2 separate regions of the Homo sapiens genome follow, and region 1 is linked to region 2. A link is a loop called in an ENCODE intact Hi-C map of the cell type or tissue named here. Cell type or tissue: PC-3. All regions are shown on one strand. Links, peaks and the distances in the headings refer to the core of each region. The heading gives the core; the rest is flanking DNA. Region 1 holds the start of CELA2A (chymotrypsin like elastase 2A). Region 2 overlaps CASP9 (caspase 9).

Evidence for each region. Hi-C counts contacts between places; a loop is a spot of excess contacts. Peaks named below come from ENCODE experiments on the same cell type or tissue, not always from the same donor. Only the 100,000 strongest peaks of a DNase experiment are listed, where the experiment ranks them.
Region 1: it touches region 2 in a loop (4-fold over the local background); 1 of 110 quality-filtered maps calls a loop at or near these places.

What each region holds. Positions count from the first base shown.
Region 1 is chr1:15,447,832-15,460,218 of GRCh38, reverse strand. CTRC (chymotrypsin C) reads right to left here. Exons shown (of 8, transcript NM_007272.3): 8 at 10,977-12,387. CELA2A (chymotrypsin like elastase 2A) reads right to left here and starts at 3,487. Exons shown (of 8, transcript NM_033440.3): 1 at 3,426-3,487; 2 at 3,045-3,133. The coding sequence starts at 3,465. In PC-3, for the core only: no CTCF peak of the experiment used is centred there; a DNase peak (open chromatin) is centred at 5,708; H3K27ac peaks cover 429 bases.
Region 2 is chr1:15,493,964-15,506,350 of GRCh38, reverse strand. CASP9 (caspase 9) reads left to right here. Exons shown (of 9, transcript NM_001229.5): 5 at 272-361; 6 at 1,593-1,740; 7 at 10,899-11,078; 8 at 12,350-12,387. Among named protein-coding and RNA genes, the nearest start is that of CELA2B, 24 kb to the right of the region's middle. RefSeq lists enhancers at 456-956, 5,544-6,044. In PC-3, for the core only: a CTCF peak has its summit at 4,739 (motif pointing right); no DNase peak of the experiment used is centred there.

The DNA of each region.
Region 1 (12,387 bases), core at 4,538-7,037, 47 kb after region 2:
GTAGCACTGAACCAGATTTGAATCCTCATTCGCCCCCCGGGCTAACCCAGTGCCTTTGGGGAATTCTGTAACCTTTCCAAGTCCCAGTTGCCTTCTCTGGAAATGGGGAACATAAGCCACTGTGCAGGGCTCTCAGGGTGACTCATACTGTAATTAAGCCTGGGTGACAGAATGAGACTCTGTCTCCTGGAGAAGAAACAAAATTGCATTAAAATATCATTCATCTTCGTTAGTGAGGTTTTTTGTTTGTTTGTATTTTTTTTTTTTTTTTGAGATGGCTATCTATGTTGCCCATGCTGGTCTCAAACTCTTGGGCTCAAGCAATCCTCCTGCCTCAGCCCCTTGAATAGCTGGGATTAAAGGTGTGTGCCACTGTTCCTGGCTGGTTGCTGAGTTTTGTGCTACCCCCTTACATTTTGCCTCCAGAGTGAATGTCTTACTTGCCTCATCTGAGTCCCCACCCAGCTAGATCTGCCTTATTTCCGCAGGGAAACAGAAGCACAAAGCATAGGGACTCTTCATGGATTAACATTCACTGGTTCTCAAGGCAAGAATACTTTTGTGCAAGAGGGTGAGGAAGTATTTTTGTAGGCAGCAATGATTAGTTCTTAGCACAAATGCGCCCGGTGTTATGGGGCCCTGTAGCAGAGGGACTGTGGCCCTTCTTCCAAATTCTCAGGGAAAAAATACTGTGGGACTGTGAGAAAAGCAAAAGAACTGGCAAAAGCACACAAAGCCAAGTATATAAATTGTGAGGCTGGGTTGAGAGGCTCACGCCTGTGATCCCAGCACTTTGGGAGGCCGACGCAGGAGGATCACTTGAGCCCAGAAGTTCAAGACCAGCCTGGGCAACATAGTGAGACCCATCTCTAAAAAAAAAAAAAGAAACTTAACCGGGTGTGGGGGCATGCACCTGTGGTCTCAGCTGATAGGGAGGCTGAGGTGGGAGGATCGCTTGAGCCTAGGAGTTCGAGGCCGCTGTGAGCCATGTTTCACCAGCCACTGTACTCCAGCCTGGGTGACAGAATGTGACACTGTCTCAAAAAAAAAAAAAAATTACTATGGGTGAGCACAGTGGTGGGTGCCTGTAATCCCAGCACTTTGGGAGGCTGAGGCAGGTAGATGGCCAGAGCCCAGGAGTTGGAGGCTGCAGTGAGCTATGATTGTGCCACTGCACTCCAGCCTGGGTGACAGAGCAAGACTCTGTCTCAAAAAAAGAAAAAAATGTGAAATATCTGCCATCATTCTATCGTTGACAGTCTTTTTTTTTTTTTTTTTTTTTTTTTTTTTTTTTTTTTTTTTTTTTTTTTATGGATCTCACTCTGTCACCCAGGCTGGAGTGCAGAGGTGTGATCTTGGCTCACCGCAACCTGCGCCTCCCAGGTTCAAGCGATTCTTGTGCCTCAGCCTCCCAAGTAGCTGGGACTACAGGTGCCCGCCACCATGCCTGGCTAATTTTTGTATTTTTAGTAGAGGCAGAGTTTCACCATGTTGGCCAGGCTGGTCTCAAACTCCTGACCTCAGGTGATCCACCTGCCTCGGCCTGCCAAAGTGCTGGGATTACAGGCATGAGCCACCACGCCTGGCCTATCATTGACAGTCTCTTAATCAAGGAGCAGATGAATGAACGCTGGCCTCTCTAAACACAGTGACTGCTGCATGGGTCACTCTGAATGCTCAAGGCTAGTGGGCTGCTAGTTGCTCCTCCTACTTAAGGTAGAAACTCATCCTGATTCAGCTGGGTTTGCTCCCAAAGCAGTTTATATCAATTATGCTTGTAATAATGAAATTTGATTAAACATGTAACCAATGAAATATGAGTTCAGAAAGAGAGTCGTTATTTATATGGAAACAAAGTTAAATGCTTGGAAGAGACTGGATCACCATGACTCTTAAAAAATTGCTCTTGAAGTAGTGTCTGTGAGAAAATGGAAAGATTGGATGGGCTCATAACTCAGATTGCTTTGTGAACGTCTCAAAGTTACTGCTCTGCTTTAAAGAAACGGGTTTGTAGATAAGATATGGGGCATGGCTTATATGAAAAAGACAGTTAAGAACTCAAAAAATTGTTTACATAGTCTAAGATAAAATCTTTACTATATATATATGATTTAAAATAATTTCTTTATAACCAACTTTTCAATTACTCGGTCCCAATTACATCAGATAAATGAGATTTCACTATATTTGTTTATGTCAATGTAAACTTTACACATTTCTCTTAAAATCCCCACCATTAACACGTCTGAGTAATTTACACCTGTGCCCCACTTGGCAGTTTAGTCTTGATACCACTATGATTATATCAACTTAAGAAAACATTTTTTTCATTGGTAACATTGATTTGCCTGTGGTTAAAGATTAATCTGCGCAAATAGCACTGATTGGTTCCTTAAAGCAAGGAATGTTTGCATAGGTAGTCTTGAATGGTTCCTAGACTGATGGTACATTTGTAAACAAGCCTCTGATTGGTTAATAGAGTAATACTATATTTGCTGCCTATGGGCAGTGGGGAGGGGACAGCTCCTTACTGCAGCTGGAGGAGGCACCTCTCCCTCCACTCCCAAGGTTGGCCAAGGCCACAGAAATGTATCTTTTTTTTTTTTTTTGAGACAGAGTCTTGCTTTGTTGCCCAGGCTGGAGTACAGTGGTGCAATTTCAGCTCACTGCAACCTCTGCCTCCTGGGTTCAAGCGATCCTCCTGCCTAAGCCTCCCCAGTTGCTGGGATTACAGGCGTGTGCCACCACACCTGGCTACTTGTGTATTATTAGTAGAGGCAGGTTTCACCATGTTGGCCAGGCTGGTCTCAAACTCCTGACTTCAGGTGATCTGCCCACCACAGCCTCCCACAGTGCTGGGATAACAGGCATGAGCCACTGCGCCCAGCCGGAAATATATCTTATTGCTAAAGTTGCCTGTGCTGCTCTCTGAGTCCCATCAATACTCACTTTGCCAGCACAATAGACGCCATGGTGGAAGGGCAAAGGGGAGATGTAAAGGGAGTGGGGCAGGGACGGGGAGAAGTACAGTGTGGTCAACTCACCTGCCAGGGCCAGCTGTTGGGCCTCGCTTCTTCACCGCCAACCACCCTAGTCACATAAGGTGGGTAAGTGGGGTCCCCACAACTGAGGGCTGTGAAAAGAGAAAGGGTCTTGAGTCAGGAAGCAGCGACCCACACAATGTAAACTACACTTGCTGCGCATTCTGACCCCCCAAATAGAAAACCCTTGTTCTAGAAGGATCCCAAGAGGTCATAGAATCCTGCTCTTTGCTCCAATTCTTTGAAACTCCATTCCAATGTTCTTATGATTATAGGTCTGAATGCAGTAGGGGTTGGGTGGGGGCGAGAGGGGAGGACAGGAAGATCCCATTTCCAGCCCCACCAGGGCATGGGAAACCAGTGCCTCTGGGTAACAGGACTTACCTCCAGCCACCAAAGTGGACAGCAGCAGCGTCCTTATCATGGTGTGTCCGTGGGAGTTCTGTAAGCGTGGCCCTGGATAAGGCCCTGGTTTTATGAGCGGACTTATCAGTGAGAGATACAGTAAGAGCACGCAAGATGGGGTTTTCTCAAAGCCCAGTGGAAAAAAGAGCTGTGTCCAAATATTTTTTTTTTCCCATTTCCTCCCAAATGTCACCCTAGAAATACTTTGAAAAAGATGCCAAAGGTAGATATTGGAATATGGGTTCCATCTGTTTTGAAGAGATTATGTTGTGTGTTAGGGAAGGAAGAAAAATACTAATTGTTGGTGCTCGGAGTTGTTTTTTTTTTTGTTTGTTTGTTTTTGTTCCCCTCCCTGGGTAAGACTGAGGAGAGGAGTTGTGTTTTCTTTCTTTCTTTCTTTCTTTTTTCTTTCTGAGATGGAGTCTTGCTCTGTCACCCAGGCTGGAATGAAGTGGCGTGATCTCAGCTCACTGCAACCTCTGCCTCCTGGGTTCAAGCAATTCCCCTGCTTCAGCCTCCCTAGTAGTTGGGATTACAGGTGTGTGCCACCATTGCTGGCTAATTTTTGTATTTTTAGTAGAGACGGGGGGTCTCATCATGTTGGCCAGGCTGGTGTCGAACTCCTGGCCTCAAGTGATCTGCTCGCCTCGGCCTCCCAAAGTGCTAGGATTACAGGCTGAGCCACCATGCCCGGCCAGGAGTTGTGTTTTCAATGAAAAGATTAAGGTGGCATGCTGAGCCCACAGCATTCTAAGGCAGTATTTCTCAATGGGGCTGGTTCAGCCCACCAGGAGACGTTTGACAACATCTGGAGAGAATTTTGGTTGTCATGGCTGGGGTTGATGTAAATTGGCATCCAGTGGGCAGGGAGCAGAGAGCAGAGACGCTGCTAAACACCCGACAATGCACTGGGCAATAGGACTCGCCCTGCCCCAAATGTCAATGGTGCTGAGACTGAGAAAGCCTGTTCTAGGCCATACCAGGGGTTGCAATGTGACCTTGGCTGAGTCATGTAAGTCTCTAGACCCATCTGTGAAACAGGGAGAGAAACCCATGCCCAGTATTGTTTCACAACATTGTGGTAAGGATTTGTATAATGTGGGGAAGGTGCACATGTAGCAGAATTTGCATAATGCGGGGAAGGTGCACATGTAGCAGAAGGCAAGGCCGACATGCACAATTAGGATCTGGCCACTCTAATGATGGGGGGAAGCAGAACGCTGGCAGAGGAGGGCTTCATCTGGTGGATGAAAATGCACTTTACGGCCGGGCACGGTGGCTCACTCCTATAATCCCAGAACTTTGGGAGGCTGATGCGGGCAGACCACCTGAGGCCAGGAGTTCAAGACCAGCCTGGCCAACATGGTGAAACCCCGTCTCTACTAAAAATACAAAAATTAGTAGCGTGTGGGGCTGCATGCCTGTAGTCCCAGCTACTCAGGAGGCTGAGGCAGGATAACCTCTCGAACCTTGGAGGTGGAGGTTGCAGTGAGCTGAGATCGCACCACTGCACTTTAGTTTGGGCAACAGAGCAAGACTCCATCTCAAAAAAAAAAAAAAAAAAGACCAGCTCCACACTCTTAAGACTTGATATCAAGTGTTTTTTTTTTTTTTTTTTTTTTTTTTTTTTTTTTTTTTTTGAGACGGAGTCTCGCTCTGTCACTCAGGCTAGGGCGTAGTGGCGCGATCTCGGCTCACTGCTACCTCTGCTTCTCAAGTTCAAGTGATTCTTCTGCCTCAGCCTCCCTAGTAGCTGGGACTACAGGCACCGGCCACCACACCCGACTTATTTTTGTATTTTTAGTAGAGACGGGGTTTCACCATATTGGCCAGGCTGGTCTTGAACTCCTCACCTCGTGTTCGTCCGCCTCGGCCTCCCAAAGTGCTGGGATTACAGGCATGAACCACCGCGCCCAGCCGAGTTCAAGTCTTTGATCCATCAATTTTGAGTGTGGTGGTCTGGACAAGCCACTTATCTTCTGGGCCTTACTTTCCTAGATAACCATCCAGGCCTGGATTGCAGGATTGTTGTACGGGTAAGAAAATGGGTGGGAAAGAATTCTGCAATCTCCCTAGGATGGTGCAAAGGTGAGAAAGATTGGGTGGGGGGCAGCATCCCATGGGACTGGATGTCAGAAGATGTAGATTCCAGTCCCAACTCCATCCCATAATCCCTGTAACAGTTTGGACTCATTTGTGGTCTGTATGAGTCACTACAGCAACCAACTATTTCTTAAGTCTCATATTTTATCTTAAAGGTTCATGTGAATTTGGCGTTCTGCTCTGTATCTTTGTTTGTTTTAATATAAAAATAAAGTTTGTCCTGTATGAGGCCACTGAACAAACACCTGCTGTGAATTTGCTGTGTGACCTTGGGCCAATCCCACAGGCTTTCTGGCCCGGGGTGCCTATCTACAAACAGGGAGAGGAACAGATGCTTGGTCTGTTCCATCACATTGCTGTCAGGATTTTTTGTTTTGCTTTGTTTTTTGTTTGTTTTTTTGAGACAGAGTCTCGCTCTGCCACCCAAGCTGGAATGCAGTGGCGCCATCTCGGCTCACAGCAACCTCCATCAGGAGGTTCAAGCGATTCTCCTGCCTTTGCCTCCTGAGTTCCTGGGATTACAGGTGCCCGCCACCATGCCCGGCTAATTTTTTGTAATTTTAGTAGAGACGGGGTTTCATCATGTTGGCTAGGCTGGTCTCGAACTCCTGACCCCAGGTGATCTGAGATTACATGCGTAAGCCCCCGTGCCTGGCCAGATGCGAAATTCTCACGGGGTTTGTGACTCATTCAGAACAACTACTCTGAGGAGCCACGTGGCTTAGGGGCTGGGGGCCTGGGCTTAAGACCCCCAGTGCCTCTGTGTAGTGAGTCTGTGGTTTGGCTCCTCTCTACGGAGTGTGGCCTGGGCCAGCAGCATCAGCACAGCTCAGTCGCTGGTTAGAAATGCAGAATTTCCCATCTTCGGTGTCTGTGGTTTAATAGGATCCCCAGATGATTTTGTTCCTCTGCATATTAACATTTGAGAGGCACTGGGCTAGGGTACATTTCACTCTATTCCTTGAGTTTCTCACCTATCAAAGAGAAGCAATAACAATACCATTTATGTCTTAGGATTGTTAGAATCAAACAACAGTTTATTCACTGAAAGCACTCAGAATAGTAACTGTGCAATAAACATTTACTCTTAATTCCTTAGACCTGCGGGCCTCCGATATTAGAGCAGCACAGAATTCTTGAAACCTTTTCATCAAAGAATCCAAGTAGTTTAGCGGCTGGCAAACTTTCTGTGTAAAGGGCCAGATACTAAATATTTCAGACTTGCAGACCATATGGTCTCTGTCACAACTAGTCAACTCGGCCGTTGCAGTGCAAAAGCAGCCATATGGGCATAGCCATGTTCCAATAAAACTTTATTTACAAAACAGATTTGGTTTGCAGGCTCTAGTTTGCAGTAAAGTGATGATCTGGGGTCTAGCACGCAGCACTAACAATAGCAAAATGTCTTGGAAGTCTCATTCTTCATCTGAAAGCTTAATTTGAATTTTGCAACTTCATAATATAGCTGGGTTCATTTCAATATAAAGTTTTTTCTTCCCTTCTGATCTTCACAGAAAATGGATGCTATGGGAAGATGCTGCCTGTTTATTCTCTGCCTTCACGTGGTCCCCTGGCCCACTGCCATGAGGACCTTTGTAGACTCAACCTGTGTCTCAACTTGATAGGACTCAGTTTCTGGGAAGTGGACCCCCAAGGATATGCCGGAGGCCTGAGGTCTGAGGCCTGCTAGGAATGAGCCTTCCTCTCTTAAGGAACAAAAAGAGAGAGGGAAGCCCGGGTGCAGTGGCTCACGCCTTTAATCCCAGCACTTTGGGAGACTAAGGTGGGTGGATGACCTGAGGTCAGAAGTTCGAGACCAGCCTGGCCAACATGATGAAACCCCGTCTCTACTAAAAAAATAAAAAATTAGCTGGGTGTGGTAGTGGGTGTCTGTAATCCCAGCTACTCGGGAGGCTGAGGCAGGAGAATCGCTTGAACCAGGGAGGTGGAGGTTGCAGTGAGCCGAGATCGTGCCACTGCACTCCAGCCTGGGCAACAAGAGCGAAACTCCATCTCAAAAAAAGACAGAGGGAATATTTGAGTCCAGGGAGCGAAGTCAGTAGTAGTAATGGCCCTCTCTGCCCCATTCACTAGCCTCTGTCATTTCATTGGCTCCCCAGTAAGGAGACAGGGCAGGTGTCCATTTCACAGATGGGGAAAACTGAGGCCCAGGGAGGTTAAGTGACTCAGCCACTGACTGCCTGTCAGTGGTGAGTTCAGAGCTCCAGCCCAGTGAGTGCCCTCCCTCTGCCCTGCCCTAGTTTATGCTTCTCATTTGAGTCAGAGAGAATGTGGATGTGGTGGCTGACCAAGATGGCCCTGATTCTTCATCCTCCCTGCATCCATGCCCTTTGCCATGCAGGGCCCTCCCGGGAGGTGGGTGAGACATGCAGAGCCAGGCTGCCCAGTCTGACCCACACTGGATCAGCCAACCCTGGCTGACCCCTAAACATATGAGTGAGTCCAGCCCAAATTAGCAGGGCTGCCTGACAGCCCCAACTGTCCCCAGATGTGTCAGCAATAAGTGCTCACCACTGCATGCCACTAGGAGTTTGGGGTAGGTTGTTAGGCAGCATTATCACACCTCTGGTAGCTGATACAGTGGCTGAAAGTCTTTTGTGAGCATCTGGGAGCAATAATTCTCTCAAGCCTCTGTCTCTCTGGGCTTATTGCTGGTTTTATTGAGGCTTCTCGGCACCCCCACAGGCTACACCTCCCTGGTCACTAGAGGAGGTCAGCGTGCAAGGGCATCCTTAGACTTTAGGATTCATGGCAGAACCACAAGTTGTTAGTTGCACAGGCTCTGGAGTTAGACTACCTGGGTTTAAATCATGGTGCCCCATTGCTAGCTGTGTGATCTGGGCTGAGGTTTGAAATCTCTCTGAGCCTCAGTTTCCTCATCTGTAAAGAGGGATAATAAACAGGGTTGCCATGAGGATGAAATGAGGTCATATATATGAAGCCTTGGGCGGAGCCTAACACAAATTAGCAAGTGCTCAATATATGCTAGCCACGCAACGGCTATTAGGCATCCAATGGCACACTAGTGGATCAGTGGCTGGTGGGGCTCTCAGCAGCCCCTTCCAGGCCTCCCAGCCCCCAGGCAGAAGGTGGAGGTGGGAGGGTCAGTGCCTAAGTTTCCAGTTTCCCTCCCTTCCAGCCACCAGTTTGTGACCTCTGGGACAAAGTCCACAAATCCCTACTCTCACCCAAGCCAGATCCCAGGGAGTCCTTCCTGACCCCTCCTTCTCCCTCCCCACTACACCCACCACAGTGCGCTTTGGATTTTGCCTTCTAACACGGGAGGAAGGATGGTGAATCTGGTTCCTATTGCTGTTGTAATAAATTGTCACAAACTTAGTGGCAAAAAACACACACATTTATTATCTTGTAGTTCTGGAGGTCAGAAGTCCACAGTTTTTCCTCACTGGGCTAAAGTCCAGGTATAGGCAGGACTGTTCCCTTCTGGAGGTGTAGAGAAGAATCCATTTCCTGGCCTTTACCAGCTTCCAGAGGCCGCCTGCATTCCTTGGTTCATGGCCCCTTCCTCTATCTTCAGAGCCAGCAGTGCAGCATCCTTAAATCTCTCTCTGACCCTGACCCTCTTGTCTCACTGTTCTAAGGACCCTTATTGATTACACAGACCCCACCCAGATAATCCAAGATGGTCACTCCATGGGAAGATCCTTAATTTAATCATATCTGAACAATCTCTTTTGCTGAGTAAGGTAACATGTTCACAGGTTCTGGGGGTTGGGGTGTACACATCTTTTGCAGGGAGCATTATTCTGTTTACCATACATAGGCATTGATTCTTGGGCATAATAATGGATCTTGTCCCCAAAGCTGAGAATTTTACACTCTTTTTTTTTTTTTTTGGAGACAGTTTTGCTCTTTCGCCCACCCAGGCTGGAGTGAAGTGGCACGATCTCGGCTCACTGCAACTTCCACCCCCCAGGTCCAAGTGATTCTCCTGCCTTAGCCTCCCGAGTAGCTGGGATTATACGTGCCTGCCACCACGCCTGGCTAATTTTTTGTACTTTTAGTAGAGACAGGGTTTTGTCATGTTGGCCAGGCTGGTCTCGAACTCTTGACCTCAGGTGATCCACTCCCACCTTGGCCTCCCAAAGTGCTGGGATTACAGGCATGAGCCACCGCGCCTGGCCAAATTTTACAGTCTTGTTGAACAAACCGAACTGTGGGTTGTGTTTCACCATGTATTAGCTAACAAATGGTAATTTTTGTTGTTGTTTTTTCTCGTTTTCTGAGACAGGATCTTACTCTGTTGACCAGGCTGGGGTGCAGTGGCATGATCACGGCTCACTGCAGCCTTGACCTCCTGGGCTCAAGTGATCCTCCTGTCTCAGCCTCCCAAGTAGCTGCCACGACAGGTACATGCCACCACGCCTGGCTAATTTTTGTATTCTTTGTAGAGACAGGGTCTTGCTATGTTGCCCAGGCTGGTCTCGAACTCCTGGGCTCAAGCATCCTTCTGCCTCAGCCTTCCAAGTAGCTGGGACTACAGGTGTGTGCTACCATGCCTGGCTCCTGACAAACAATCGTTTTGATAATTAATCAGATTCCTGGAAGTTTGTGTAGATGTGGGGCTGGAGGCTTGCTGCTCAACGCTACAACTGTACCCCTTAAATAATTACTGAAACCTCCCTTTTCTCCTTTTCATTACCGCCTCCATCCGGGCTGCATTATTTCTGGCCTAGACTGCTGCAGCAGCCTCCTTACTGGCCTGTCTGCCTCCACTCTTGCCTGCTCCAAATCACCCTCCCCACAGCTGTCTGATGGACACTGTAGTGTACACATCGGACCACAGTGGCCACTTCTCTATCTAAAAGCCCTCTACAGCCCCCACTGCCCTCAGCAGGAAGTCCCAGCAGCCCCTACCACTGCACAAGGCCTTCCCTAAGGGCGTTTGCTTCCTCTCCAGCCTTGTCACTTGCCCCTCCAAGCAACAACCATCTTGGTTTGCCTGGGACTCTTCCAGTTTTAGCATTGAAACTCCCATGTCTGGGAAAACTCAGCCCAGGCAAACCAGGACAATTGGTCACTCTGCCCTTGCCCCTGACTTTATGCTCTGGCAACACCGGAGTTTCTTCCAAGCAGTCGCTATAGCTTTGCTCATGCTGTTCCCTTGGCTGGAAAGTGACCCCTTCTGTTCCCTAGTGAATTGATTAGCAAGTAACTGAAAATCTACTTCGGTGGCTAAAACAAATGCAGATGTATTTTTTTTCACGTAGCCAGACATTCAGAGGAAAATGGTGGCTGGCATGGGATCTACAGCTTGATGAGGTCTAAGCTGACATCTCTGTAATTATCTTGGCCACAAGATGGCTGCCTCAGCTCCAGGCATCACATCCATATTCAAGGCAGGAAGAAGGGGAAGGGGCAGCACCAGCTATGTCAGATCTTTCTCATCAGGGAAGTTTTTATTTATTTATTTTTTTTCTGGAGGATGTTTTACATTGCAGGGCAGCAGAGCATGGTGGACAAGAGCACAGGCCCTGGAGTCAGATCACTAAAGTCTGGATTCCGGCTCCACTACCTTCTAGTTCACACATTGGGAAGTCACTAACCCTGTCTGGCCTCAGTTTTCTCATCTGTAAAATGGGCATGATGTTAATAGTAACCTACCTCATGGGATTGTTTCTGGGGATTGAGATAATGTAAAACCTATAGGATAGTGCTTGGCACATACTAAGTGCCCAATAAATGTTAGATATTATTTAACATTGCTTAAATAACATTGTAATATTAATTAACATTTTAATTAGCTCCCTAACTACAAGGGATCTGAGGACAGCAAGCATTTAGCATTTATAACCCCCAATATAAAGACATACACAAAAGAAGATAGCTGGGAATGAGACCGGGTGTGGTGGCTCACACCTGTGATCCCAGTACTTTGGGAGGCCAAGGCGGGCAGATCACCTGAGGTCAGGAGTTTGAGACCAGCCTGGACGACATGGTGAAACCCCATCTCTACTAAAAAAATACAAAAAAATTAGCTGGGGCCGGGCACGGTGGCTCACGCCTGTAATGCCAGCACTTTGGGAGGCCGAGGCAGGTGGATCACGAGATCAGGAGATCGAGACCATCCTGGCTAACACGGTGAAACCCCGTCTCTGCTAAAAATACAAAAAAAAAAAAAATTAGCCAGGCATGGTGGCTGGCGCCTGTAGTCCCAGCTACTCAGGAGGCTGAGGCAGGAGAATGGCGTGAACCTGGGAGGCGGAGCTTGCAGTGAGCCGAGATGGCACCACTGCACTACAGCCCAGGTGAGAGAGCGAGACTCTGTCTAAAAAAAAAAAAAAAAAATTAGCTGTGCATGGTGGTGCGTGCCTGTAATCCCAGCTACTTGGGAGGCTGAGGCAGAAGAATCACTTGAACCTGGGAGGTGGAGGTTGCAGTGAGCTGAGATTGTGCCACTGCACTCCAGCCTGGGCATCAGAGCAAGACTCCGTCTCAAAAAAAAAAAAAAAAAAAAGAAGAGGATAGGTGGGAATGAAGTTTAGATTAAGCAAACTTAAGAAGGACTACGTTCTGTACTTGGGTACCTTCTAGTCAAATTTTAAGACCAAGCTTGGGCATCATCACCTCCAGGAAGCCATCCTGGATTCCTCCCGCCAACTGACACTGCTTCAGGTGTCCTGTTTCTATGCTTCTGGTCTGTATTTCTGTTTTCAAATGTATACCAGGGAATTTAATGATCTATTTACTGGTCTGTCTCCTGCACAGCTGGGGTACCCCCATCCTGGATTCCCGGGTCTGGGTGGTGCTGGGCTCCCTGTAGCTCCCACTGCTTGTTGAGTAAGTCAAGTCTTTC
Region 2 (12,387 bases), core at 3,323-5,822:
CTGAGTAGCTGGGATTACAGGTGTGTGCCACCATGCCTGGCTAAATTTTTTTTTTTGTATTTTTAGTAGAGACGGGGTTTCACCATGTTGGCCAGGCTGGTCTCGAACTCGTGACCTCAAATGATCCACCTGCCTTGGCCTCCCAAAGTGCTGGGATTACAGGCGTGAACCACCATGCCTGGCCAGGCTGGGCCCTTTTATTGTTAGGAACGGTCCAGTCTGCATCTAGACCTATCCGTGCTTCTGGCTCACCTGCAGCCCTCTCTTGTAGAAAATGGTGCTGGCTTTGCTGGAGCTGGCGCAGCAGGACCACGGTGCTCTGGACTGCTGCGTGGTGGTCATTCTCTCTCACGGCTGTCAGGTAGGAAGCCTCCCACTGTTCCCTGGGCAGGCATTGGGTACTGGCCGTGCCAAGAGGCTGTGCAGGGGCCATGTCCCTTCTTGTGTCCAAAACACCCTTGGCTTTGTGGAAAAGGGCTGTGGGGCCCTGCCCACCTCCTGTTGTTTTCTTGGGAGCCATGTGGTCCTCTGAGGAGTTGGCTGCACCGTCCTGGGCAGGTCGGTGTTCCTGGGAGAAGCCCTCTGGGAGAGGGAGGGCAGAGACCAGGTCTGCTCACGAAGCTCCTGCACCCAGAGTTTGTTCAGAGGCGGGTACAGCACACATGTTGTCTCAGCTCCTGTCTCTGTCCTGTGAGGCACTGCCCCAGGCCCCTTGCTGCTGGTGGGACTCAGGACACCAGGCCCACTGGGGGCTTGGCCCCTTACGTATTTGTCACTGTGATTAAGCCCTTACCCCTTACTGGGCCTCAGTTTCCTCATCTTTTAAGTTGAGGAGTTGGACAGATCACAGTTATAAGCTGGGGCCTGGAGTCCCCCTGTGGTCTGCACGGTGTTTTGAAAACTGGCAAATTTCACATAAAAATCAGGATTTCTAGTTTCTCTTGACAAACCGCAAAGGTCTGGCCTGACGAGGCCAGCATCTTCAGCCAGTAAAACTCCAGCCTGTGGCTGGGCAGGGCTTTCCCTTTGGTCCTTTCTCTCATAATATGGTCCCTAGAGCTCATGAAGAATGTGGACTCCCAGGCCCTACCCTGGACCTCTTCATTCCAAGTCCGCCCAGCAACAAGGTTTCCAGGTGATTTCCATGCCCTTGAGGTCTGAGCTGAACTGATTTAAAGCAGCCACTCTCAGCGTTGAGCTGCCTCAGTCAGAGGGGCCTGGAGGACCATACTGCTGATTAGGAGGTCTGGGTGGGGCCCAGGAATCACATTTCTTACAAGTTCCCAAGCGATATTGATGCCGCTGCTGCAGGGGCCAAACTTTGAGAACCACTGGTCTAGAGGCCGCAGCCAGCACTCTCCAGGCACACTGGCCCCTAGAGGCACATGAGTTTGACATGCAACCCCTTGCTGTCAAGGTGTCTTTCCAGATGCTGACCAGGGTCTTTCCAGAACCAACCTGCTCTGTCTCAATCAGCCTCGTGCCCCTGGCTTTGACCTTCCAAATCCTTGGCTCCCACAAAACCTCTGAACAGGCTGTTGGATTCCTACTCCAACTTCTTGGTTTTGTAACCAGGGTTCTTGGTCTTCTAGGCCAGCCACCTGCAGTTCCCAGGGGCTGTCTACGGCACAGATGGATGCCCTGTGTCGGTCGAGAAGATTGTGAACATCTTCAATGGGACCAGCTGCCCCAGCCTGGGAGGGAAGCCCAAGCTCTTTTTCATCCAGGCCTGTGGTGGGGGTAAGCAGCTCCTCAGCCTCCCTCTGGGTGGGTCTGGTGGGGAGGGAGCCGCCACCTGCTTCTTTCTCCAGCCTGCCCCTCACAGGGCCCATGAGGTCTCTCCAGGCAGTCAGAGGGTACCACACATGGTCCCTTTTTGGCAGCACCTCTGTCTGGCTGGAGCAGGCCCTGCTCTGTCTGCTTTGTAGAGGTCAGAGTCTTCTGTTTCATGGCACAGTGGCATCATGGGCTCAAGTAACTTTGGCAGCTTCAATTCCAAAGACTTGGCAAAAAGAAAGCAGAAGAGAGAGGAGAAACCTCTTTTTATTTTTCTTGTCACCATTCTCCTGACCTCCATCAACTAGACCCCGTTTCCACTATCCCAGAGAAAGGGTGGCCACAGCTAAACTGCATGGAGAAACCAAAGAATTTAAATATTGGAATTTTCAAAAGTGTAGTTGTGGGGGTTCGAGGAACATTTAAAGATTACTTGGGCTGGGTGCAGTGTCTCATGCCCAACACTTTGGGAGGCCGAGGCAGGAGGATTGCTTGAGCCAGGAGTTCGAGACCAGCCTGGGCAACACAGCGAGACCCTGTCTCTATTTTTGTTTTGTTTTTTAAATGTATTACTTGGATTCTTTGTAGTTTTGCTGTATGCTCTAATTTTAAACTTAACTCCTATTACAGTGTTATCTGATTTTCTTATAAAAAAAGAGGGAAGAGAGACAAACATGGGGTTCCTAGTTTGTGGGTCATGACAGGAATATCAGGGAGCGCTAGAAATTCTGTCCCAGGGAGTCCCCTCTGCCCTAGGCTCTCCACGGACTGGAACATTCAGAAGGTATATCAGTTCCTTGCCTCCAGCCTGATCTGCCAGAGAAGTGAGCACTGTTATACCATAGCGCTGTCCAGCTCGTCCAGCTGTGACATGGGCACCTGTGGTCTATTTCTCCTGTGCACATCCAACTGCCCCATCCCTATTCCACGTTGGTGGAGTTGGGTGGAGGCTACCTAGGAGAGCAGTCTCTGGTCACATCATTCATCCAGTAAGTGTTTATTGAGCACCATCTGTATATACCAGGCTGTGCGTTAGGTGCTGGGGATAGGGGAAAAACAGAGTTTCAGTCTCCTGGAATTTATAATTTGACATGAACTGTATTAAGTCACTGTCATGACCCATGCCCATAACTTGACCACAAGTGATTGAGAACACTTGATTAACCCTGGATGGGCTACTGACCTATCTATCACACAGCCCTGGGCCAGTTCATCTCTAGACAGCTCAGCAAATGGGGAAAATAACAGAACCCACTCCCAAGCTCAGGTGATCCTCCCACCTCAGCCTCCTGAGTAGCTGGGGCTACAGGTGCACACTACCATGCCCAGCTAATTTTTCTATTTTTTTTTTGTAGAGACAGGGTTTTGCCATGTTGCCCAGGCTGGTCTTGAACTCCTGGGTTCAAGCAATCTGCTCACTTCGGCCTCCCAAAGTGCTGGGATTACAGGCGTGAGCCACTGTGCCCAGGCAACTTTAATAATATTTAATGCACTAATTGGTGTGTGTACAGTGATTGGTTCATTTTAATAACTGAAAACCCAGCCTGCCCCCCGCTCCCACCCCGGAGGACCCAGTGTCACATAAGAGTCCCCCACCCCGCTGTCGCCAGCAGAGTTCCCTCAGGACAACAGTAACAGGAAGTGAGGAAGGCTGCCACTCTCGGGGCTGTAGAAACCCTGCTCTGCCTCACCTCCTGTCTTATCCACAGTGTGTGGTCCAGCAATGCTCTTCCTTCGGAGCCTCCGGTCCCTCTTTCTCCTATGAATCAAATGAAAGACAGAAAGGGCAGGGGAATTAGGAATGCAGGCTGAGCAGGCATACCTACTTTCTGGACAGTTAGTCAGTCTTGTGCTCCTCCCATGCCCCATCCAGTCTCAGTCTCAACAGCAGGGAGGGCCTTTGTCACGTGAATATCTGCTGTCACTCTTAGGACTCAGTAGCAGGGCTTCCAAGGCCTTTGGTGACCTGGCCCCTGCCACTTCACCTTCCCCAGCCTGGCATGCTCCGAGTCCCCAGCACGGCCCAGCCTTCCCAGGATGTCCAGGCTCTTGCTTGCTCTTCTACCTGCTCCCCTGGCTAACTCTTTTTTTAAAATTCATTTTTACTTATTTTGTTTTAGAGATGGGGGTCTCACTATATTGCCCAGGCTAGTCTTGAACTGTTGGGTTCAAGTGATACTCCCACCTCCGCCTCCCAAAGTGCTGGGATAACAGGCATGAGCCACCGTGCCTGGCACCTGGCTGACTCTTAATCATCCATCCTTCTGGTTACAATTTATTGTCACTTCCCTAAACACCCCCTTTCTTGGCCAAAGTCAGGGTTAGCTGGCCTTTGTGCTCCTGCAGCCTCTGTCCCTCCCCTACCATAGCACTGTCTCATTGTATTGAGATGGGCTTATCCCCTGGTCAGCTCTGAGGGGAGGGCCAGGCCTACCCTGCAGCCAGGCCCCCAGCCTGGCACAGAGCCCACAGTCTGGTTGCGTCTCATGTGGATTCTAATTTGAATGTAAAGGAGAACCATACAAAAGCATCTGTGGTGGTTCACGCCTGTAATCCCAACAGTTTGGGAGGCCAAGGTGGGAGGATCTCTTGAGACGAGGAGTTTGAGACCAGTCTCTATCATAAAATTTAAAACATTAGCCAGGCCTGGTGGTGTGTGCCTATGGTCCCAGCTACTTGGGATGTTTAGGCAGGAAGATCGCTTGAGCCCTGGAGGTCGAGGCTACAGTGAGCCATGTTTACACTATTGCACTCCGGCCTGAGTGACAGAGCCAGTCTGTCACCTGTCTCTAAAAAAATAAAAAATAAAAAAAAAATATGAGCCAAATTTGGCATAATGTAGATTTCCATCATTAAAACAAAACTCACAGAAAACAGCAAGATTTCAAAGCCAGCATGCAGTGATTAAGATATCCCTTTGGAGTCGGGTCCTTGCTTTGCCTCCGCAGGCTGCGTGACCTGGTGCTTAACGCAGTTACCACATGGTGGCGCCACGTCAGCTGAGAGCAGAAATAGAAAGGTCCCCGTTCTTCACTAGTGCCTGGCGAGGGGTCTGTTTACATGCATCAGAACACCTGTCCTGGGTTTTGAGGACTCTTGTATTGCTATTTTATAACTCACTATAATACTTTAAAAATATTTAATTTAAAAATCATTTAATAATTAATTTAAATATAATAATAAATAATTTAAAAATCATTTTTAAATAATAATTTTAAAACCCTCCAACATGTCATCCACCCATTCATTAGGAGGTAACAGCACCAGGGCTGAAAAATGTGCATTAAAGTCGATAACTTTGGTGTGCAACGTCAGCGTGATAGGCAACCAAGTAGCCACCTCTCTGAGGCTGAGCCGTCAATTTTGGGGTGACCCCTCTTTGGGATTTGAGAGATCGGGCTGAGAAGACAGAAAGCAATGACAATATGCTGCAGTGGTCGTGGATTTTCTGTGCGGAGGGAACATCTCCTCCTACTGTATATTTATTCTTGTGGGGAATGAGTCCTGCCCTACGGGGAGTTTTGCATTAATGAGGCTCTCTAAGAACCGAGGCTCTCCAAGAACCAAGCCATGCATACAGTGCAGAACACCCTAGGCAAGGCCTTCACATCAGATTTGTGGGCTGAGGCTGACACGTGAACGGAGCTGCCTTAGCGCCCCGCCTGACCCCCTCTTTCCTTTCCCCCACACCCCCTGCTCTGATCTGCTGTCTCTTCTCAGCCTCTCTGCTCACCCTGTCTCTTCTGGCCATTCTTAACGGCATCCCCCACTTAGGCATCCCTCCGCCCCCACAGGCTGCCAGGCAGACCCAGCACCATCACATTCACGCCTCAGGCCTCCTTGCTGTGCTGTTTCACGTCATTCCCAGACACCTGGGGCAGATTCCGGAGTCTCTACCAAGAAAACAACCAGAAGCAATGAACCACAAAATCTGGAGAAAAACATGGCTGTCACAGATCAAAGAGGCCCCCCTTTGGAGGCTGGGGGCCTCCGTGAGAAGCAGTGGGATAGTTGAGAGGCAAAAAACATGGGGCAGAATTCCGCGCCCCTCATATCAGCTGGGAGAATGCCAATGACCAGTGGTTTCTGAGCTTTAGCTGTGTGGGGTAAGAGGTCAATAGATTTTGGTGTTACTATTATGGGGTTGCCAGAGCCACCTCTGTTCCTGCCAGATGGGCCCCCAGCTCCTCTGGGTGAACTGTGACTTCCCTCAGTCACATAGATCCAGCCATGCAAACCTGCCTGCGTTGCGGCCACAGCACTTGCTGTCTCTCTCACCAGGACCGTTCTCCCTGATGGCATCAGGGCCTGGATCACAGTCACATTCTCCAGGAGTGTTTTTGCAGGGGACCCTCTGGATCACTCCTACTCCAACTTCAGCCTATTTTTAAAAAAATTTCTCTTTTTTTTTCTGCAGTATGTATACATAGTTAAATATATATTTATATTTTTTAACCAAAGCTCTTGTTAGATGCCTTCTTTCCTGAGTAGCCCTCTGTGCTCCGCCTTACCCCACCCACCATGAGCCCTACTGCAGAAGACCTCATCCCGGAAGACCTCCGTCAGTGTCTCCACTTCAGTAGCTCTGTAGCTGAGCCATGTGGGGCACAAGTCCTGCCAGGACCTCTCTGTTTTCCAAGCTTGGCACTGCCTTTGGGGAGTCTAGATTTTAAAATGGAAAAGACAAAAAATATGGCAACCTAAAAAAGAAAATAATTCAGAATGTTATAAGCTAATACAGCCATCTCATTTTTGCATCTTCCTTTTGGATTCCAGCCCATGAGCACAGTCTGCTTTTCTCAGCTAACGTTATCCCTTAAGCAGTTCCCCAGATCTCCATGGCCTTCATCATCACTAGCTCAAATGGCTTTATAATGGGCCATTTTCATGACATGCACTAATTTACTAAACCATTTTCCTAATGTCGGCCATTTAGGTGATATCTAATTTTTGGCTCACACAACCACAGGTGTCTTCATATAGAAAGCTTTTGACTGCATTTGAATTATTTTCTTAGGAAATTACTGGATTAGAAGGTGTAAACATCTCCATGGATTTCATTATCCATGACTTGGTGTCTATTTGGTATTTTTCTGATGGCTTCTTTGATTCTAGAAAAGGATTTGCCATAGTGCAAGAAGTACAAATGATAACACTAGGACAAAATAGAGAGGGAACACAAGGAGAGAAGAAAAGTAAAAGTTTGGATTCCAAAAATACATCCTAGGATGTCCTGCAGCTTTCTACAGTTCTCTAATGTACAAGTGAATTAAAAATTTAAGGTATACAACGACTGATTTTAGAGATAAAATCACTTTGCAGATGTAAAGAAACATGGAAAAATCCCAGCCATTGGTAATAGTAGACTCAAAAATGAGGTAGGTCAAAGTCCCAGTCAGCCTCTGTCTGGGGGGAAACCCCTTAACTTATCTCAGTCTCAGTTGCCTAATTACATAAAATGGAATACTGATAGCTACTTGCTAGAGGTGGCCTGCGCATTTTTTACGCTTTCCAGCCGCCATTGGAAATAAGATCATTGGCCAGGGGCGGTGGCTCACGCCTGTCATCCCAGCACTTTGGGAGGCTGAGGCGGGCAGATCACGAGGTCAGGAGATCAAGACCATCCTGGCTAACACAGTGAAGCCCCATCTCTACAAATAATTAGCCAGGTGTGGTGGCACACGCCTGTAGTCCCAGCTACTTGGGAGGCTGAGACAGGAGAATCGCTTGAACCCAGGAGGCGAAGCTTGCAGTGAGCCATCGCGCCACTGCATTCCAGCCTGGATGACAGAGCGAGACTCTGTCTCAAAAAAAAAAAAAAAAAAAAAAAAAGATCACTTTCAAGATCCATGGAATCTGGTGTTCTATAGTTCTATATCTGGTATTTGCAAGACAGAAGTCAGGAATAGAGACTCCAGACACATTTCTTCCCTTGGTTGTCTTAAAGGGGACACTGTGATCTTGACAGCCTGAGTAAAGGGTTTGAGTGAGTGCCTATGATATAGTGGACAGTTTCCTCAACTATATTTCTAAAAAAAGACAAGTTTTATGTCTTTTTAAAAATTGTGGCAAAATACATATAACATAAAATTTACTATCTTAACCATTTTTTTGGGGTGATTGCTTGAGCTCAGGAGTTTGAGGCTGGAGCGAGTTAAGATCATGCCACTTCAATCTGGGCAACAGAGCAAAAGTGTGTCTCTTAAAAAAAAAAATGCCTGTAATCCCAGCACTTTGGGAGGCCAAGGCAGGCAGATTGCTTGAGCCCAGGAGTTTGAGACCAGCCCGGGCAACATGGCAAGATCCTGTCTCTACAAAAAATACAAAAATTAACTGGGTGTGGTGGCACCTGTAGTCCCAGCTACTTGAGAGGCTGAGGTGGGGGATCACTTGAGCCTGGCAGGTCAAGGCTGCAGTGAGCTGTGATTGCACCACTGCACTCCAGCCTGGGTGACAGAATGAGACTCTCTCAAAAAACAAAAACAAAAACAAAAAACAATCCCCCAAAACAAAACAAAAAACCACTGCCCTCTCCCCACTGAATGGTCCTGCCACCCTTTTCAAAATTCATTTGACCACGCATGTGAGGGTGTATGTCTGGGCTCTATTCAATGACATTGACCTATGTCTGTCTTTATGCCAGTACCATACTGTTTTGATTACTGTAGCTTTGTAGTAAGTTTTGAAATCAGGAAGTGTGAGTCCTCCAATTTTGCTCTTTTTCCAGATTGTTTTGTCTATTTGGGGTCCCTTGAGATTCTCGTGTGAATTTTAGGATAGATTTTCTATTTCTGCAAAAAACATCATTGGGGTTTTGATAGGGATTACATTTAATCTATGGATTGCTTTGGGTAGTATTGAGATCTTTAAGTTTTCTAATCCATGAACATAGGATATATTTCCATTTATTTATATCTTTTTTTTTTTTTTCTTGAGACAGAGTCTCGCTCTGTTGTCAGACTGGAGGACTGTGGCGCCATCTCGGCTCACTGCAACCTCTGACTCCCTGGTTCAAGCAATTCTCCTGCTTCAGCCTCCTGAGTAGCTGGGATTACAGGCACACGCCACCACGCCCAGCTAATTTTTATATTTTTAGTAGAGACGGGGTTTCACCATGTTGGCTAGGATGGTCTCAATCTCCTGACCTAGTGATCCACCAGCCTCGGTCTCCCAAAGTGCTGGGATTACAGGCGTGAGCCACTGTGCCTGGCCTATGTCTTCTTTATTTTTCTTTCTTTCTTTCTTTCTTTTTTTTTTTTTTTTTTAGATGGAGTCCTGCTCTGTTGCCCAGGCTGGAGTGCAATGGCACGATCTTGACTCACTGCAACCTCCGCCTCCTGGATTCAAGTGATTTTCCTGCCTCAGCCTCCCAAGTAGCTGGGATTACAGGTGCCCACCACCACGCCTGGGTAATTTTTGTATTTTTTAATAGAGACGGGGTTTTACCATGTTGGCCAGGCTTGTTTCAAACTCCTGACCTCAGGTGATCTGCCTGCCTTGGCCTCCCAAAGTGCTGGGATTACAGGTGTGAGCCACTGTGCCCGGCTCTTTTTCTTTTTTGAGACTGGGTCTTGCTTTGTCACCCAGGCTGAAGTGCAGTGGCGCGATCACTGCACACTGCAGCCTCAACTGCTTGGACTCAAGTGGTTCTCCCACCTCAGCCTCACGAGTAGCTGGGACCACAGGCACATGCCACCACACCTGGCTAAATTTTTTATTATGTGTAGAGATGAGGTTTTGCTGGTCTGGAACTCCTGGGCTCAAGGGATCCTCCTGCCTCAGCCTCCCAAAGTGTTGAGATTACAGGCGTGAGCCATGGCATCCAGCCTTCTTTCTTTCAGCAATGTTTTGTAGTTTTCATTTTACAAGTCTTTCATCTTGGTTAAGTTAATTTCTAACTATTTTATTATTTTTGATGCTATTGTCAATGGAACCATTTTTGTAATTTCTTTTTCTGATTGTTCATTGTTAGTGTATAGAAATGGAAGTATTTTTTGTGGTTGGCTTCGTATCCTGCTAATATGCTAATTTTATTTGTTCTAATAGTGTTTCATCTTTAGGGTTTTCTGCATATAAAATCATACCATTTGTGAGTAGAGATAATTTTACTCCTTCTTTCCAATTTGAATGTCTTTTATTTCTTTTTCTTGCCTCCTTGCTCTATTAACTTCTAGTAATGTGTTGAATAGAAGTGGCAAAAGCAGAAATTCTTGCCTTCTTCCTGATCTTATAGAAAAAGGTTTCAGTCTTTCACCATTGAGTATAATGTTTGCTGTGGGTTTTTCATATATGGCTTTTACTATGTTGAGGTAGTTTCCTTCTATTCTGAGTTTGTTGACTGTTTTTATCATGAAAGCTTGTTGAATTTTGTCATGTGCTTTTTTCTGCATCAATTGAGATGATGATGTAGGGTTTTTTTCATTCTCTTATGAACCCCAAAAATCTGAGACAGGTCTCAGTCAATTTAAGAAGTTTCTTTTGCCAAAGTTAAGGATGCACGCCCAGGAGACAGGTCTATGCCTTTCTCTGAACATGAATTTTAGGGTTCCAAATTTAAAGGGGAAAGGGCAGGATATTGAGAAGTACACAGTTTTCAGGTAAGAGCAGGGTAGGGGGAAATAGTCATTCAAGCATTTGTCTGGCTCAGTGAATTTGCATTTTTACGTAAGGTAACATAGGGCAGGGGAAAATGCAGGGAACCTGCATTTTTACGTAAGATAACAAAGACAAATGGGGCAGGGGAATAATCAGATATGCATTTGTGCCAGGTGGGCAGAGGGGTGATGCCTCTGTAAAGATAAGCTATCCATTTACATTGCCGTGGTGAATTTTATCAGACAACTATCTTGGAGCTCACCAGGAATTTCCTTGTGGGCAAAATATGGGAGAGGTGTGTAGCTTTTCATCTTGTAGCCATCTTATTTAGGAACCAAAACGGGGAGGCAGGTTTGCGTGACCCAGTTCCCAGCTTGACTTTTCCGTTTGGCTTAATGAGTTTGGGGTCCCAAGATTTATTTTCCTTTCACACTGTTAATGTAGTATATTGCACCGACTTTCATATGTTGAACCATCCTTGTCTGTGTATTTCAATGACAAGAGGTGTTTGTTTCTGCTTCCTGCAGAGCAGAAAGACCATGGGTTTGAGGTGGCCTCCACTTCCCCTGAAGACGAGTCCCCTGGCAGTAACCCCGAGCCAGATGCCACCCCGTTCCAGGAAGGTTTGAGGACCTTCGACCAGCTGGACGCCATATCTAGTTTGCCCACACCCAGTGACATCTTTGTGTCCTACTCTACTTTCCCAGGTGAGCACATCAGAAGGGCTCGTCCTCGCAGCCAGTGGGTCTTCCCGTCTGCCCTAGAGGCAGCTGTGTGGTGAGAGAAAAGACCAGGGTATGAGTCCTGGTTCTGTCTTTTGCCCCTCTGTGACCCTGAGCAAGTTACTTCTCTCTGAGCCTCGGCTCAGGCTGAGCGGGCAAGGATGCGCGCTGCAAGGAGGCCTGCGCCCTTGGGTTCCTATGCCTCACTTGCCTCTCCTCTGCCTGACCCTGCCTCTGCCTTCGCATCTTTAGCAGGGGAATAGGAATCGTGCCTCAGGGGTTTCCATGGGAATTAAACAAGGTGGCTGGCACGTCACTGAGCACAGTGCGGGGCACGTAGTAGTTGCAGCAAGCGGTAGTTTCCTTCCTTCTTTTTTTTTTTTTTTTTTTTTTTTGAGATGGAATCTCGCTCTGTTGCCCAGGCTGGAGTGCAGTGGCGCGATCTTGGGTCACTGCAAGCTCTGCATCCCGGGTTCACACCATTCTCCTGCCTCAGCCTCCCAAGTAGCTGGGACTACAAGCACCTGCCACCACGCCTGGCTAATTTTTTGTATTTTTAGTAGAGATGGGGTTTCACCGTGTTAGCCACGATGGTCTCGATCTCCTGACCTCGTGATCCACCTGCCTCGGCTTCCCAAAGTGCTGGGATTACAGGCGTGAGCCACCGCGCCCAGCCTTTTTTTTTTTTTTTTTGAGACGGAGTCTTGCTTTGTCGCCCAGGCTGGAGTTCAGTAGCATGATCTCAGCTCACTGCAACCTCCACCTCCCGGGTTGAAGTAATTCTCCTGCCTTAGCCTCCTAAGTAGCTGGGATTACAGGCATGCATCACCACACCCAGCTAATTTTTGTATTTTTAGTAGACACAGGGTTTCACCATGTTGGCCAGGCTGGTCAAGAATTCCTGACCTCAAGTGATTTGCCCACCTCGGCCTTCCAAAATGCTGGGATTACAGGTGTGAGCCACTGTGCCTGGCAGTTTCCTTCCTTTCTTATGTCTTGGATGAGTCACTTGACTTTTCCAAGCCTTGGTTTCCTTGCTGGGAAAACAGGAATTATAGCCGGAATCAGGGGATGGTCATGAGGGTGAAATAAGATCATGATTAGGGCAGAGCCTCAGGGGCCAGGCTGCTCCTGTTGGATGTATGTATGAGTCAAGGTCTGGAGGGCGCCCGAGCCAGCGTGCATGGCCAGAGGGGTGGTGGGGAGCCGGCGGAGGGGTGGCTCTCCAGCAGTGTTCAGCCCTCCTCCCTCCAAAGGTTTTGTTTCCTGGAGGGACCCCAAGAGTGGCTCCTGG